2 separate regions of the Homo sapiens genome follow, and region 2 is linked to region 1. Evidence: read pairs that join two places in POLR2A ChIA-PET (ENCODE). Cell type or tissue: Panc1. All regions are shown on one strand. Links, peaks and the distances in the headings refer to the core of each region. The heading gives the core; the rest is flanking DNA. Region 1 overlaps JAK1 (Janus kinase 1). Region 2 overlaps JAK1 (Janus kinase 1).

Region 1 (13,101 bases), core at 4,457-9,456:
TAGAAGACTGCAGTGGGCCCAGCTGTTGGGAGCCTGGGAGGAGTGGAGTCAAGAGGAATGTGCTGCTCCACCCTGGCTTATGTCCAGCTCTCAGGAATAGGCCAAATGGAATACTTCTGCGGGGTGAAATAGTCTTCTGCTGATTCAGGCAGCAGGACACAGCAGGGGAACAGGAATTTCATCAGTGCATGATTAAGAAAAACCAAATTCCATTAGGAATTTGGTCCAGGCTCACCCAGGCATTCTACCCTCAATGCAGTCTACGGGGATCTTGGCAGTGACTGCCCTCAACATAAGTATCCCTCAAGTTGCCCTGCTCACATGGGGATTGGTCATCCTCTGAGGCTGGCCACAGCTTTTGTGTTGAGACCGCTCTGTTCTGTGCTCCTGGGAGTTCCCTTCACTTCCTCTTTGTTTAATCTTTATTTCCTGTGTTGGAGCCTGTCTCCTGTTATTTTCAGAAGGATGCATAGCAGTTTGTTTTTTGAGATCTTTGATGTCTAACTGTATCTTGATTCTTCCTTCATACTTCGTTGATAATTTGGCTGGTTATAGACTTCTGGGTTGGAAGTTGTTTCCCTTCAGAATTTTGCAGGCATTGGGTGCCTGTCTCTTTCCTTGGTGCAGCTGTTAAAAAGCCTGAGAATATTCTCAATTTTTGATCTTTTGAATGTAGCCTGTTTTATTCTCTTTTGGAAGCTTTATAGACCCTTGTTTCCAATGTTATGAAATTTCCCAGGAATGCCCCAAACAGGTCTTTTTCTCCATTGTTTTGATGGGCCTTTCCAACCTGGCAACTGGTAGCCTTTGGTTCTGGGAAATCTTTCTCAAATGGTTTTGCTGATGATTTTCTCCCCTCCACTTTCTTTGTCTTTTCTTTAGGAATTCAGACATGTGACTGTCTGGATTGCCCCCTTTAATTTTCTTATCTCTTTTCTCCTATTTTCAAACTGTTCTTTTCTAACCTATTTCCTAAACTTTTTTTTTTTTTTTTGAGAAAGGGTCTCACTCTGTCACCCAGGCTGGATGGAGTTCAGCGGCAGAATCTCGGCTCACTGCAACCTCTGCCTCCCGGTTCAAGCGATTCTCCCACCTCAGCCTCCTCAGTAGCTGGGACTACAGATGCATGCCACCACACCTGGCTAATTTTTGTATTTTTAGCAGAGACAGGGTTTCACTATGTTGGTCAGGGTGATCTTGAACTCCAGACCTCAAGAGATCCCCCTGCCTCAGCCTCCCAAAATGCTGGGATTATAGTCATGAGCCACTGCGCCTGGCCTTTTCCTAAACATTATCTTCCAACCTTTTTAGCTTTTGAAAATTAAGATATTATTTACCTACAGCAAAGCTTATCAATGCTAAGTGTTCCTTTGGCTGTTTTGACAATCATATAGGCTTGTGCAGTTACCACCCTAAACAAAATATAGAACATTTCTATCAACCTAGAAGTTCCGTAGGGCCCTTTCCCAGCTGTGTTTTCATTTCTGTTATTATCTTTTTAATATTCGAGAGCTCCTTTTTTCTCTGAAATGTTACTTTAAAAAAGAAACATTTTATTCTTGATTCACAAATAAAAGGTATTCTTTTATCTTTCTGAAGACATTAATTTTTAAAGTTTTCTCTCTGTGTAATGTTTTCTCTGAGTTGCTTTTTTCTATCTCCATGTCTGCATTAGAGGCTTTCCTCAGACATATGTTTACCTTGGCTGTTTGTTTATGATTAAACTTGGAGGAAGGCTGAGCATGTGCCTCGGGCTTGTGAACTTTGAACGTCACTAAGAGTGAGCCATTCATTGGGGAACTCCCAGCCTCTGTGTCTTTAGGTCAGTCCTGGTGAGATGGTCACATTCCTCAGAAGACAGTATTCCAGTCTCTCACCTGGAGGGCTAGGGACTGGCTGCCAGCATTTCTGGAGCTGCAGGGAAGAGGGTGAAGGCTGTAGCATCCTGGCCCCCAGCACTCAGCATGTGTGCAGATGCCGTCTTTCTGCGTGCCCAGAGGTTCCCATGCTTCACCTGACATCTCTAGTTACAGGACCCTTTGTCTTATCCTTTCCAGAAACTAAACCTCTAGATATGTGTTTCCTTATAATAAAATAGTCACTAGCCACATGGTAGCCACTTAAATTTAAATTAACATTTAATAAAATTAAGAAATCGGTTTCTCAGTTACAGTAGCCATCTTTTAAATGCCTGGTAGCCACATGTGACTGGCTGCCGTACTGGACACAGCACAGATACAAAACGTTTCCATTATTGTGGACCATTTTACTGGACAGTGCTGGTCTAGACTTTTGCTGGGGCAGAGGAGTGGCCAACGGGATTCTTTTTCTCAAACACCTTTCTCTGGCCCTCTTTCTTCACCCCAGTTACTGGTGCTTCCTTCCAGTTCCTGTGACTTTGGAGACTTCTGTGGTATACGTTAATTTGGTTATCAGCTTTTGCCATTGTCAGCTTGGGATTCAGTATTTGTGGATTATCGAAGTCAATTTTTTTTTTACATATCCAACTACTTTCCAGTTTCCAAAGTTGTAGTTTTCTCCTCTTCTTTTCCCCTTACATATTTGTGAATTTGGTCTTAAACAGAAAAGCCATGCTGTATTTATTATACTACTTTATATATTTTAAAAATATGTACTATATTTTAGTGGAGTTTCAGAAGGGAGTGAAATTGGGTATTTCTGTTCAATCTGCCATTTTAGCTGGGAATCCTGCCTCATTTACCTTCACAATCCTATAAGGTATATATGTGGTTATTCTCATTTTATAGTGAAGAGAGGCAGGTAAAATAATTGACTCAAGGTCACATAGCTAGTAAGTGGGATTTGAAGTTGGATCAGACTTAAAAAATCAGAGAGCTTTTTTTATTAAATAGTGTTGTGCCTTATCTTGTATTGAGGAAAGACCCACCCATCACACGTTCCCCAAGTTGCAATACTATAGTTATAGTTGTGTTTTAAATACCATGTGTTTGGCTGGGCACAGTGGCTCATGCCTGTAATCCTAGCACTTTGGGAGGCAGAGATGGGTGGATCACTTGAGGTCAGGAGTTCAAGACCAGCCTGGCCAACATGGTGAAACCCCATCTCTACTAAAAATACAAAAATTAGCCGGGCATGGTGGTGCACACCTGTAATCCCAGCTACTCAGGAGACTGAGGCAGGAGAATCACTTGAACCCCAGAGGCAGAGGTTGCAGTGAGCTGAGATCACGCCACTGCGCTCCAGCCTGGGTGACAGATGAGACTCTGTCTCAAAAAAACAAAACAAAACCATGTATTTGCCCAGATACTTCCCAGTTATCCTTACAACCACTTAATAAAAGAGGTCAGCCTTGGATAGTTCTGTCTCAGAAAGGTTCTTTTCTCCTCAGCTGTTTATTTCGTTGTTTTGGGACTTTACAACCTCTAAACTTTGTGTTAGCTTTTTCTTTAGCAGTTCTCAAAGTGTTTAGAGTCAGAAGCATTCCATTGTTTAACTTAAACCTTTTATTTGAAGCATCTATGGTCATTCTCTTATATTAAAATTGTTCCCTCTTCATTTAACCTCACTTTCCATAAGGCAGCGAGTAGATCGTGTTTATTTTTGAATCCCTAGTGCCTGGCCCCTTGTCTGAGGTAGGGGATTCATAGTGTTTGGTTCAACATCATCTTTTATTTGGACCATTGCAGTTGCTTCCAAACTGCTGGTCTCTGCCTTCTGTCAGCTGCTCTCAAAATGACCTGACATTGGTCTTTCTCAAAATCAACAATCACTGGCCTCCTCTAACCTGCATTGTAGAGTCTTGGCTACTCAGCATGGTCTAGAGGGTTGACCACGCCTGCCTCTGTCCACTGCTGTAGCCCCATGTCTGGCCACTCACCCCCCAACGCACCCTCCAGTGCACCAATGTGCACTTTGTGAAAGGACCACTACATGCTCTCAAACTTGTGCTCTTATTTCTGCCAGAAATGTGCTATCTCCAGTCCCACCTATTTCTGTTATTTAATATCTATTTTTCTGCAAATCCCAGCCCCAGGACATTCTCTGTGAAACCTCGTCTGATCCACCCTTATATGGAGTTAGAAGATTATTTTTGCTCCCACACACTTCCTTTCAATTCCTCCCTCCCTCCCTCCCTCCCTCCCTCCCTTCTTTCCTTCCTTCCTTCCTTCCTTCCTTCCTTCCTTCCTTCCTTCCTTCTTTCCTTCCTTCCTCCCTTCCTCCCTCCCTCCCTCCCAAATGGAATCTTGCCATATGTATTATTCTGCAGTTTGATTTTTCTCCTTAATACGAAGCTTATCATGTTGTAACTATTGAATGATTAGTCAGTTCTATTAGTGTCTGGTTCATAGGAATTATTATCATTGTATGACCAATTTCTAGCACAGAGGCTGGCACATTGTAGGCACACAAAAATTATTTATTGAGTGAAATTGAGCCATGGTGTTGAGTGAGTCCATGGCAGTTCACTTGCCATTTATTGTCTTTGAATTCTGCTGTCAGTAGGGTGGTCATATGTTCCAGTATATGCCTATTCCTATTTTCCCAGCATAGTTATGAATAGTTCCTGATGTTTTAATATCTCCTAGTTGGTACAGTAAATTATATGGACACCCCAGCCTGGGCAATAAGGCGAGACCCTGTCTCTACAAAAAAATAGAAAAATTAGCCAGGCGTGATGGTGTGCACGCCTGTAGTCTCGGCTATTCTGGACGTTGAGGTGGGAGGATTCAGCATTGAGCCTGGGAGGCCAAGATTGCAGTGAGCCAAGATTGTGCCACTGCACTCCAGCTTGGGTGACAGAGTGAGACCTGTCTCAAAAAAACTTATATATAATTTTTATATGTATATGGCCACCCTACCAATTAAACAGATCTAAGTGGAAGCTCATTTTACCTTATCCAGTGGAACAGCTAGAGAGTAATAAATATTTGGGGTATGAGGTTGCATTTGAAACATTGAATCCAGTTTCTTTCCAGCCAGCCAATCAGCAAAGCCCCAAATCACACACTGGAAAAAATTACCTTTGATGCATCTTCAAAGCCTAAATGTTTCATGTTCCAGAAGGACTGCTGATTCCTTTTAGAAGTACTTTTACAAGAAGTGGTTTACCTTTCAGAAATGGACCTTTTTTTGTTGTTCTGCCGCTTCCCAGCAGTATGACCTTGGCAAAGTTCTCCCGGAATGTAAAATGGGGATGAGAGTAGTCCTGCTTTACAGGGTTAATGTGGCAATTGAGATCATTCATGTAGAGTGATTAGCATTGTTAGTGGCATAGTAAGTGCTTAGCAAATATCAGCTTTTATTATTGGTGTTATGATCGTGACCATTACTATCTTTTGACATAGACTAGTTTAGAAGACGTTGGTTATGGTCTTGAAAGGAGTGACTAGGATCTGCCCCACAGCTTTCTGATTGCAATGTGTATGCCCTTAACTGCCTGTCAATGCAGGATGCTACTGCACTGTAGAGGATGGAAAAAGAAAATCAGTAAGAAGAAATCATGTGTGGGTTGCAAAGGAGAGAGTAGAATGACATAACTGTGGTTGCTAGTGAGTCAGGGGCTAGCTGTGTCTACCTTGGAAATCTTGGGTGGGTCAGATTTGGATTGACATTAGAACAGATGGGCCTCAGAATCACCTGGAGAGTTCAAAAAATTGTCTACTCTGGGTTCCAGCCTCGGAGACCCTGATGGATGTAGGGTAAGGATTGGAATTCATATATTTTTAAAAAGCTCCCAGGTAATTCTGATACACAGCTGGGTTTGAGAATTACTCGATGGAGTGACCATTTATTACCTAATAATTCTGTAAAGCATTTCCTGATCATTTGCTATTTAATGTAAGGCAGATGATGACATAGGGGTCAGAAAACAGAGGAAGATTATTGGAGAGCCTGAATTAATGGAATTAAATTTTATGAGAGTTTTGAATTTAAGCCTGTCATGAATCTGTGTTGTTGTTGTCTAGGATCCTTGCCTATATTTAGATCATTTGAAATGAAATAACAGAAAATTGTGAAATCAGGAACAAAGTCCTGTTAGAAATGTAAAATAATCAAAATATGAACCTAGCTATGCTTGGATTTAAAACTGAAAGGTAGATATTTTCTCCTGACATTTGAAAATGTTTTCAACTTTTATTGCTCTTACTGGAAAGGAGAAAGAACTTAGCTAGGTGCATATCATGGATACTTGACTGGGTCCAGGTCATTACTTAGATGATTTAATGGAAGGGCATTGGGTTAGGAGTCAGTAGACCTGCGTGGAGTCTCAGCTCAGATACTTCTCTTTGCAAAACCTGAGTTAGTTACTTCAGTCATCTTTTTGGCATGTATTTACATATCTGTAAAACGGAGACAATGTTATTGGCCTCTATCCGGCATGATATTGTTGGGGGTGTAATGAGGACATGTATGTGATAGGAATGTAAAGCTGTGATGAACACAGAGAGTGACCATATGTCTCTGTTTGCCTGGGGCAGCCCCAGTTTACACCTGTTGTTGGGTATAATTATTGATAGCACACTCTTTAACTCTCAGGTATCCCAGTTTGGCTGATAAATTATATGGTCACCCTGTATTCATAACACCCATCTATTGTTTACTATTAATCTTTCGAAGTAGGAAGGTTTTCTGGCCTCATTCCTGTGGCCCCAAATCCCTCACCAAATAAGTATTTCTTAGATGCTTTCTGGTAGTTTTCTTCAATTTTATGTGAATTTCATCTCTCCAACTACATTGGTCAGTAGATAATAATTGTTTTTTTTTTTCACTCCTGAATAATTTTCTTGTTTATCATGGTATTAGCATTTTAAACATTCTAATTGCCCATTTTGGTTGGTGCATCTTAAGAAAGTAAATTTGAAGTGCAGGCAGAGGACAGAGGAACCCCAGCGGGAAATGGCTTTGTGGAAGTACACTAAAAATGAAGAGTACAGTTTGTTTGCTGATGTTCTGACTTGGTGTTTTGGAATCTAAATGCCCTATGTTGATTTTTTTTTTTTTTTTTTTTGAGACAGAGTCTTGCTTTGTCATCCAGGCTGGAGTGCAGTGGCGCAATCTCGACTCAGTGCAACCTCTGCCTCCCAGGTTCAAACTATTCTCCTGCGTCAGTCTCCTACTGTAATCTCAGTAGCTGGGACTACAGGCGCTCGCCACCATGCCTGGCTAATTTTTGTATTTTCAGTAGAGACAAGGTTTCGCCATGTTGGCCAGGCTGGTCACGAACTCCTGACCTCAAGTGATCAGCCCGCCTTAGCCTCCCAAAGTGCTGGGATTCCAGGCGTGAGCCACCACACCTGGCCATATGTTGATATTTCTAAGTACAGCGTTAACTCTTCAAAGTAATTGGGAAGACCACAAAAGCTCTAGATGAAATTTCAAATCTCCCTCTTCCCCCGGAGAAATTTAAGAACTACCATCAGAAAAACTTTTCATTCCTCAAATAACATTTTCTTTTCCCTTTTTTGACAACGAGAGCAATGCATTTGATCATGTTTCTCCCCTGCTTTTTTTTTGACCCCTAGGAAACTCAAAGCCAAATTCGTAGCCCATCCTTAATGTCTATGTGGAAAGCAGTAGACTACAAATAACTTTCCACTAGCCTTGACTTTTTGTCCCGTATTACAATCTCCTTAGTCCTGGATTTTAAAAATACGTATTTCTGTTTTATTCAATGTGTTCTTATAAACTGCCTTGGAATCTTGTGGGTTAAGTTAAAGATTAAATAAATAACGAATATAAAGATGGTATCATAGTTTCAACATTATTTTCATGAAATTGTTTGAAATTTAGAAGGCACAAGCTTTTGTGGTACAGAGACCTATACTGCCTGAGAGTCAATAAAGAATATACTCTGGTCTACCATCCCACTGAGGAGGTCACCTCCCACCAGAACAGGGCTAAAGAGAGCAAATTACCTCCATATGTTGCCTATTAACCTCTTGGACAAATGATTGGTAACACTTAGTGTATGCAGGTGGGAATAAGAGCAAGCGCCTGTCTTATTTTTTTGAGACCCTGTCTTATTTTTTTGTGTGATGGTCTCACTGTTGTCCAGGCTGGAGTGCAGAGGTGCTGTCACAGCTCATTGCAGCCTCGACCTCCCAGGCTCAGGTGATCCTCCCACTTCAGCCTCCCAAGTAGCTGGGACTACAGGCATGTGCCACCACACCTGGCTAAATTTTTTTTTTTTTTTTGGAGAGAGGGGGTTTCACTATGTTGCCTAGGCTGGTCTTGAACTCCTGGCCTCAAGAGATCCTCTTGCCTCATCCTTCCAAAGTGCTGGGATTACAAGCGGGAGCCACTGTGCCTGGCCTAGAAGATCTGTTTTCTTTTCTCTGAATAATTCTTGTGACACTGTCTCTCCCTCCATCTCTTTCTGTTTCTTTGTCATTTTTCCCAGCTATCCTTTTTTCCTTGTCTTGTCCTCTTCTCCCCTCCATCCTAAAACCTTTGATCACAAGCTAGTTTCCTTTCCACATCATCTGCTCCCCTCTACTAAACGCTATTTCGCCCCCACCTGCTTTCAGCTGTGCTTGCCTCTGAGCCCCTCTTTCACCACGGCCCAGATGGGGTGCACGTGCCAGCTTCCCTGTCAGCAGCTCTTGTGAGCAGCAACTGCTGCTAACAAGCTTCCCGAAAACTAGGAAAAGAGATACACCATTAAATACCAAGCAGTAATTTGGAGACAAAAGAAAACATCACATCTGATTGGAATGCCTTACGTTGCATCCAGATAGTTTGGTAGGAAGGAGAAATAAAAATGTGGCGGATAGCTAGCATAATGCTAGATAGCAGTAGCAGTAGAATCTCAGTTCTTCTGTCTTTTTGTAATTAGCTCGTTCGTTCGTTCATTCATTCATTCATTCTTTCACTCAGCAACCACTTATCTGTGTCTGTTATATTGCCAGTAGTGTTTTCTTGGGTCTGGGCTTTTTGATGATAGAGCTTTCTGAGACCTGGGACCTGGCCTGGGAATTTAGTATTCGCTTGCTTTCTGGGCTGGAGAAAGACTGCCTCTAATTATACAGTTTCTCCTATGCATAGAGGTTATATTCATAAATACAGTGTACACTGAATCTTTATTTTAACAAGGGGTGTGTGTGTGTGTGTGTATGTTTGCCATGAACATACACACAGTATATTCTAAAAATTGTGGGCATATGCTTCCATTTTAACAAGCTTGAAATACAGCAATTTGAATATCTGATTAAGATTATTCAAATACTATTTTACTAGTAAAAGGAATAAAAACCTGAAGACTAGGCAAGATAGAAGACTTAACCATCTGCTTCTGCTCTGGGGTTTTTGGGACCTTCTCCCAAAAGCACTAATTTAAGTAAAACATAATTAATATATATATTTTTCAATCTACGTAGTAAAACTTTTACTAATTGGAACAAATGAGAAGGAAGACTTGCCTGAACATATTGAAAGCTGCACAGTAGAATATGTAAAAAGGAATGGCACAAGTGGAAATGGTGGCTCAGTAGAGAGCCCCATATCATGTTGAGATGAATAAGGATAGAGCTGAATAGATGCATCATTTTGAGAGGGTCACTGCCGTGAGAGTAAGTACCAGAAAAACTAGCCTTATAAGCCTTATATATGGCTTAATAGAGGTTTAATGTTTAAGAATTTGATAAGAATTACTTGTGATTAGTGCATTAAAGTTCTAACCTGAGCAGTACTGACTTGACTTCTCTTTATATTACCAATACTATTTAGAGATAAATGGGTATTCCTAAAGTGTCTGAAATGTTCTGTCTGTTAAGGAGGTCAGTAGTCTACTTTGTCACTTTTTTTTCTTTACCAGTTTCATTTTTGGACAGATGGTACAATGCTCTATACACTTGTGAGCATGTCTCAAGTTCCATATTCGAAAAATATGATTTAAAAGTGTTTAGGCTAGTGAGAATAACAGAGTTAAGAGTCATAATTGTATTTCAATTAATGAATACAGTTTTGGTGTGAGCTGGGTCTACTTTGCTTTTTAGTAGTCCATATTACTTGATAGTAAAGAGACATGTGCGTTTCAGTAGTATGTGTTTTATTACACTTGGAGGTAACTTCTGTGTCCTTTCAGGGGCTCCACCTATAAAATTAGGGAGATCCTGGCATGTCAGGGCTGAGGGTACACTCATAACACATCTTGTTTTTTTTAACTTTAAGTTCAGGGGTACATGTGCAGGTTTGTTATATAGGTAAACTTGTGCCATGCATGTTTGTTGTACATATTATTTCATCACCCAGGTATTAAGCCTAGCACCCATTAGTTATTTTTCCTGATCCTCTCCCTCCTCCCACCCTTCACCCTCCAATTGGCCCCAGTGTGTGATGTTCCCCGCTGTGTGTCCAAACATATCTTATTTGTATGTCTTATTGAACCTGGGCTCAGGGAGGTGAAAGGATTTATTATGGCAGAGCCTTTAACGGGTCCAGCACTTTTTCTAAATTCTACTTTGCTGTAGGTCTGAGAAAAGCCCAGAAGTTTATTGTGCTAGAACAATGTTATTCTCTCTTTCAGAATCAAAACCTTTCAGAACCCAGCCTTTTCATTTTCTAATAGCTATTCCTCCCTAAAGGATGCCAGGAGGAATATGTAAGTATATTTAGATAGAACGTATGCATACATCTCCATGTCTTAGAAACACCTCCACTTCCAACCCCATGTACTGTTATTTTCATTTCAGAACTGGAATTAGGCTGTGGAAGCATCTGAATTGTTCCCCTCCCTATCATCTTTTCTCTTTTTACAAATACAGTTTTACCAAAACAAACCCAGTTATAAAGGCATTACTGGAAAGTTTACTGTACTTTGGATCCATAAATATTCTTTTTTTTTTTTTTGTGCTTCTCCTCACTGTTAAGAGAAGTCTGCTGGACAAGGAGTTTTGAGTATGTGCATTTAGTGGGTAGATAGTGGTAAAAGGAAAAAGAAAAACATGCACTGGCATGAAAGGTAGTAGTATACACTCCTCCGTTTTTCCTTTAAAGCTTTAAGAGGTAGTGTGGAATAGCAGAAACAGTCCTTCCCTATATTTCTAAAGATCTGGGTTCAAGACCTGGCTTTTGCCATTTACTTGCTCTATGAGTCATATCACCTCTCTGTGTCAATATTTATGTATTCACTCACCACTTATTGAGCTTTGTCTGTCATACACTGCAGATACAACAAAACTGTCACAGCCCTGCCTTCTTGATGCTTATGTTAAGACAATGATAGTGACTGAGAATGGCGTAGTAGCAGTGTAGGTGGCGAGAAATCGTGGGATATGGGACATATTTTGAAGCTAAAGCTGATAGAATTGGTGATGGTTTAGATGTGGGATGTGAGAGAAAGATGTGTCAAGACTGACTGCTGGGGGGTTTTGCTTCTACAACATGGTGAATACTGGCATTTACTGAGAGAGTGAATGCTGGGGAGGAGGGAGGAGGTGTGTGTTGATGGTGTGGGAATTCCAGGTTGCTTTTTATATAGATGATGGTTTGGATGCCTGTTAACTTCCAAGTAGAGATGCTGAAGAGGTAGTTGGGATTTTTTTTTTTTTTTCTTTTTTGAGATGGAGTTTTGCTTTTGTTGCCCAGGCTGGAGAGCAATGGTGTAGTCTTGGCTTACTGCAGCTCCCGCCTCCCAGGTTCAAACAATTCTGCTGCCTCAGCCTCCCAAGTAACTGGGATTACAGGCATGCACCACCACGCCCAGCTAATTTTGTATTTTTAGTAGAGATGGGGTTTCACTGTGTTGGTCAGGCTGATCTTGAACTCCTGACCTCAAGTGATCCACTCACCTTGGCCTCCCAAGGTAGTTGGATATTTGAGATCGGAGTTCTGAGATAGAAATTTGGACATTGTTGGCATGCATGTGGCATTTGAACCATGCAACAGGGTGAGATCACTTCAGTAGATAGAGAAAAAGTGAAGATTGAGGCCTGAGTCCTTGGGCCACCGACATTTGGAGACTGAGAAGTGGGGGAGCTCCCTCTGGCCTCTGAGAATGAGAATGCTGGAACCTGACCTCTTTTCCTCATTTAGGTTGTTTGTAGGGATCATGTGAGATAGGTACACATAAACACACATCAAAAACAACTTAGTGCTTAATTGCATGACTAAATATAGGAGTAAGGGAGGTTACATGGATAAATCACTTTTTCACTTGATTTTTCTTCTGAAAGTCTATTTTATGGGATTGGGTGAGGTGCGTGCAAATTTGTTATATGGCAGAGGTTCCCAATGTGTAGATGTGTAAATGTGGGATTTAAGGGAGTGAAGACAGGGAGGGTATTTGGGAAATTTTACAGGGGGCCTACTGTACAATATCTGCTTTCAATACGATTATTTCTTTCTTTATTAGTCCAGAAATATATATAGCAGTAGGATCCATGAGCTATTACCTTTAACAGGATTCTCATACTAAAAAAATTTAACACTGATATTTGACATATGTAGAGCTATGTACATTTATAAAAACATGTATGCATTCTAAATGTGAATCGGATACAGTTGACGTTGTCTGCTTTTGTGGACAGATATCTGCTTGGATTCCCAGGTTTTCGTAAGCTGTTTGAACTTGTTTCATCTCAGTCTGCTCTGCCCCTTCTCTGTCACCGTCCTCGCACTGGAGATGAGGCAGGGTTTCCTGAACTGTGGGCTCTGTTCTGGGAAGACCCTGTAGCCAGCTCCTAGAGAAGACTTGCAGAAAGATGTGGGATGAGAACAGGAAGATCAAGTGGGTTGAAGGGGAAAAAACAAGAAGGCCGAGGCAAATAAAGGCAGAGGATCATTTGGGAGGGAGTTGAGGAAAGGGGCCTCCACTGTTCCCTAGGTGACCATATTTTCTCTCCCTCTTTGGGTTATTTTCTTTGTGCCTACCTGTTTTATCAGAATTGCAAGGATTTTTCCCAGGTGTTTGGGTTGTTGAGTAGTAGGTAAATATAACTTTTTCCGGGCATTACCTTCTGGAATATCTGCTTGAAGGTAAAATTGCAAAAATGGCTCATTCTCCCCTACTTTTATGAACACTGTTTTAGTCTAATCTTATTATATTGAAATCTTAGATTTTATCCCATGCTTGTGTTTATCCAATTTTATAGGGTGTGTGTGTGTGTATATATGTGTGTG
Region 2 (5,000 bases), core at 1-5,000, 64 kb after region 1:
ATGAGCTGCGTGTAGTGGTAAGCAGCTGTAGTCCCAGCTACTCAGGAGGCTGAGTTGGAAGGATTGCATAAGGCCAGGAGTTTGAGGTTGCAGTGAGCTATGATTGTGCTGCTGCACTCCCGCCAGGTGTTAGAGCGAGACCCTGTCTGGGGAAAAAAAAAAATCAGGGTCTCCTCCTGGAGGATGAACTCAAGTAGCTAGGCAAGGTGGAGGGAACAGCATCAGAGGAGGATGAAGTGGGCCATATGGGCCTTTGTGGGTCCCTGCAGAATCCTGACAGCATGGTGTCATGACTTGGCCACGGGAAGAGCAATTATTCTGAAAGCATATGGCTTTTACGGGATGTTCTGGGAATACAGCTTCCCATAACCTTGATGGATCACTTCATGACAGATGCAGCTTTAATGAATAGCCAAAGACCTTGCCAGGATACAGCAGACAGGGTGGATGCATCGCCATTCGGCTCTGACAGATAACAAATGGTGGCATTTGTGCAAATTAATATACCTGATTAACAATGGTGTATGTTCCTATGGGGGATAAGACTGATTCCCTAGGTATCAGTGACAGTCCCTTTTCTGCATTTCCAGGGGGTCCTCAAATAATAGAATAATGGATCTTCAGTTTACAAGTTTTGTGGTGCTAATGTCAACAACTTGACATTGCCTAAGTTTCGTGAATCCCATTTCGATTTCCAAATATTAAGAATTTTAAAAGCAGAATTATTGCAACTTGAACTGGAAGGGTCCTCAGAAATAGATCATGGTATGGCTAGGGCTTTGCACGGATCATCTCATTCAGTCCTCCTGCCACTCATCTGGGGGTATTGTTCCCTTTCACATGTCAGGAAATCCAGGACACATCACCCCAGGCTCCACCTTCATCTTCACATTGCCATCTCCTCTGTGAGGTTGCCAGGGCAAATGCAGGTGTACTTTGCACCACTAATTTTAAATCCTAGCGTGCATGCACACACATGAGCACACACACTGGATAAATGGATGGGAAACAGATGGTTCCAGTGTGAGAAACTGTGCCTACCTGTGCCAGAGGGCTTCAGATAACACATGGATCCACCAGATGGGTTTCTACGCATCCCCCCGTGTGCCTGAGTCTGTACCAGGAGCCTCCATCCCTGTTTCCTGGTTTGATTCTTACCACAGCCCTATGAGGTCAGTACCATTATTACCTCCATTTGCAGAAAGTGGGCAGAGATTGCCCCCATGTCACATGGCCAGCGGGTAGTAGAGCTGGGATTTGCAAGCCTCTTCACAGGGTAGCACAGCCTGTGAGTAGAGGAGCTGCCTGGGGGCTCCTCTCTTGAGTCTTCTCTGGAGGCCTGGGGTGGGACCCATGTGGCTGGCTGTTGATGGCCCTGTTTGCAGTGTCCTGACATGTTAGGACTGTGTTTTGGCCAAAGGCTGTTCCTAGGGGTAGAAAGCAAGGAGCCGTTTAGGGAGTAGGAGGACTGTCTCCTGGGGCCCAGCAAATGTCACCACTGTGTTTGGCCAAATAGCTTGTTGTTTTCTCTGGAGGCCTGGGGACCACGAGCTGGGGCAGGGAGCCCTCTTGCCTTTGCCCCATCCCATTGATAGTCCATGTTCCCATTGAGGACCCATTCCCAGACGGTCCATCACTTCAGGGCACAGAGAGGTCACCCAGCCTTCTGCTTCTTCCCTCAGGGCGAGCACCTTGGGAGAGGCACGAGAACACACATCTATTCTGGGACCCTGATGGATTACAAGGATGACGAAGGAACTTCTGAAGAGAAGAAGATAAAAGTGATCCTCAAAGTCTTAGACCCCAGCCACAGGGATATTTCCCTGGCAAGTGTCTTCCTCTGAACTCCTCCCCTCCCCTCTCCCGTTTCTGGAGCCAGTGGAACACAATGGGTTGAGAAGAACCCTTGCCCTTCTTGTGGCCCAGTGGTTTTCAAACTTGCCTTTTACTCAGAATTTTTTTCTCCACATATGATCTTAGTGGACCCTGCATGTAGAGTAAGTGAGGTGGGTTGAACAGCTCCTCACACTCAGCCTGTGCCCTCCCTTCCACCCCCAACCCCCACCTTTCCTAAGGACAGGTCCAGGTGGCTGTGCTGTGGAGCCCTAGGACTCTGGCCAAATGGTTCAAAGTTCCTGATACAGTCCATGGCTCTCACCACACAGTCTGGAAAACGAAAGCCCAGAGGAGTAAAAGGACTCACCCAGGATTCTACAGACTATTAGAGTGACACAGTCAAATCTTGAGCAGAGATCGGCTGCCTTCATTTCCCCTTTGTTCCAGCATAGTGCTAAATATGGGTATTTCCCAGAGCTGAAAGGAAGAGAGAGAGGTGGGCATGAGTATCCAGTGGGAAAATTCTTAGCCAGCTTCTCCCACCAGCCCTGCTCTGCATCCTGTTAGGTTTTCTAAATAAACCTCACATCCCTGCCAGGTTGGCCCAGAGAACAAGGCTTGGCAGTGCCTCTGGACAGCCAAGGCCAGAGGATTGATGTTCAGGGCCTGGGGTGGCGACAGTGGTGAGCTTTCCTGGGTCCACTGGCTTTCCCCTCAACAGAGCCCCTGGGGAGCAGCCCCCTGGAGGCTGGCCTGAGACATTCCTATGTCCTGCTCGCCCACAGGCCTTCTTCGAGGCAGCCAGCATGATGAGACAGGTCTCCCACAAACACATCGTGTACCTCTATGGCGTCTGTGTCCGCGACGTGGAGAGTAAGTGTGTTCTCTTTCAAAGGGGTGGGTGGCCTGGCTGGGGAGCTTGGGTGCTGTGGAGATGGTGGAGGCTCTTCCCACCCTCACGTTGCCCAGGCTTCTTGCCTTTCTTTTTGCAGTTGAGGAGATTGAGGGACTGAGCAGGTCATTTGCTTAAGTTAATAGTGGAGGTGGAACTAAAACCAATTGCTTTTCATTCATTTGTGTAATGTTTTCTTGTCAACGCTGGCCAAGAACCCTACACTGTGCTAGACCTGGGAGGCTGAGGTGAGTGAAATGAGGTCAAGGCCACAAGAGTCAGGCCCAAGGAGCTCTGGGCAGGTGAGCGAGGTGAGCGCACCCCACAAGCAGCAAGACGCTGGCTCCTCGAATGGACTGGCTTCCATTTTAACCACAGGCAGGCTTGGCCCTTTCTTGGTTGTCAAGCCACTGAGCCGGTGGGCCCTTGGGCTGCTGCTGCACACTGAGATGGAGGGGTGGCCTTGGCCTCTGAGTTCCTGACATGTAAGTTTGGAAGAAGAGCGATTTTTTTTTTAACCCCAAGTGACTTCTTCCCTGTGGAATCCAACAATGTGAGCTGTTCCGTGTACTCACACAGGAGTCCTGTTGAGAGGGAAGTTTTGCCGTGTGAGCGGCCTGACCTCTGCATCACAGTGTGTTGTAGAACAGCAGCAGTGGTGGCGGTTGTTCCCAGAGCCCTTGTTCTCTGTGTCAGGCCCTCCGCCAAGGCTTTCCAGGCCTTGTGACATTTAGCCGCCATCTGTTATTACAGATGAGGGAATTGAGGCTCAGAGAAGTGTCACTTGCTCAGTGCCACCGTTTAGAAGAAGAGCTTGGGGTTGAACTTGGCCTTTCCAGCTCTGAAGCCCCTGCACCATTGCACCCCCCAAGGATATCTGTGTACTCTGAGGCCGAGTAGTGTCCACTGAAGTGGACTGTCGTAAGGGGATGAAGGAGAGGACCGTGCCACAGACCAGGTTCCAGACATGGCTATTTTTATGCCTACAGATATCATGGTGGAAGAGTTTGTGGAAGGGGGTCCTCTGGATCTCTTCATGCACCGGAAAAGCGATGTCCTTACCACACCATGGAAATTCAAAGTTGCCAAACAGCTGGCCAGTGCCCTGAGCTACTTGGTGAGAATGTCCTGATGTCCATAATGGTCCCACCAGAAACCAGAGTGTCCTGGGAGGGGTGGCAGGAAGGAGGTGCTAGCCAAGCAGCTAGAGGGGCCTGTCCTTGGGTTCCATGGGGCCAGGGCTCTGTGGTTGAACAAAGGTGTGCCTGGTGCTTACTGAAGATGGTCGTTTGGGGCCGTTCCCTGTGCTCACATGAGTTCTGTTTAGTGGGAAATGTTAGCACGTCAGAGGGCCGACTTGCATACTGCAGCATATGGATGGCAAGGCTGAAAGCAGTGCAGTACGTGTTGAGTGAATGAGTGAACTGCCAGCATCTAGTAGCTGACGTGTGGAGTGCTCACCATGGGTCAGCTGTTCAGGCGTTTCACAGATTCTAATCAGTATCATGCTCACGAAGCCCAATGAGATACGTGCCACTATTTAGCCACATTCAGTGATGAGGGAGCTGGAGCCAAGGGGCACCTGTGATGTGCCTAAGTCACACAGATGATTGGCAGCAGGGCCAGGCTGTCCAGATCTGGCTGTAGCTGGGGGTAGGAAGAGATGACCTGAGGGACCAGGGTTGGAAATAGAATGCGGGAAGGAGCAGCTTGGCTAAACTTGACCTTTTTACTCTGCAGGAGGATAAAGACCTGGTCCATGGAAATGTGTGTACTAAAAACCTCCTCCTGGCCCGTGAGGGCATCGACAGTGAGTGTGGCCCATTCATCAAGCTCAGTGACCCCGGCATCCCCATTACGGTGCTGTCTAGGCAAGGTGTGTCTCCCCTCTCTTCCCTCTGGCCCCACCCCGAGTCAGGGGCAAGTCAGCAGAGAGAAGGGCTGGGCTGGGGTTGGTCTCCTTTTAGAGAGTCATTTTTTTTTTGTATTTTAGTAGAGACGGGGTTTCACCATGTTGGCCAGGATGGTCTTGATCTCCTGCCTTCTCTTAAGTCCTTGAACGAGCCCCCGTTCGTCCTCCTGCCCTGGGTGATGGCCCCCACCCTGGGATGTTTTGCTGATCCTAAGGCCAGGGCTTCAGAAGCCTGGCTTCACACGACCCTCCTGGGGAGCTTGGAGGCAGGGACCCATCTGCTGGCTGTGACCCAGACTGATGTATCAGAAGTGCTGGTGGTGGCTTGGAGGGCTGCACGCCTGCAGGCCCCCCGCACAG

What was found. Peaks named below come from ENCODE experiments on the same cell type or tissue, not always from the same donor. Only the 100,000 strongest peaks of a DNase experiment are listed, where the experiment ranks them.
Region 2: POLR2A ChIA-PET joins it to region 1 with 5 read pairs; 2 of 35 experiments call an interaction of 5 or more read pairs at or near these places.

Annotation. Positions count from the first base shown.
Region 1 is chr1:64,904,734-64,917,834 of GRCh38, reverse strand. All of the region lies in intron 1 of JAK1 (Janus kinase 1), which reads left to right. Among named protein-coding and RNA genes, the nearest start is that of JAK1, 55 kb to the left of the region's middle. RefSeq lists an enhancer at 1,635-1,929. In Panc1, for the core only: no CTCF peak of the experiment used is centred there; no DNase peak of the experiment used is centred there; H3K27ac peaks cover 1,865 bases.
Region 2 is chr1:64,844,358-64,849,357 of GRCh38, reverse strand. JAK1 (Janus kinase 1) reads left to right here. Exons shown (of 25, transcript NM_002227.4): 13 at 1,683-1,826; 14 at 2,622-2,709; 15 at 3,718-3,845; 16 at 4,469-4,604. Among named protein-coding and RNA genes, the nearest start is that of RAVER2, 100 kb to the right of the region's middle. RefSeq lists enhancers at 1,556-2,755, 2,573-3,074. In Panc1, for the core only: no CTCF peak of the experiment used is centred there; no DNase peak of the experiment used is centred there.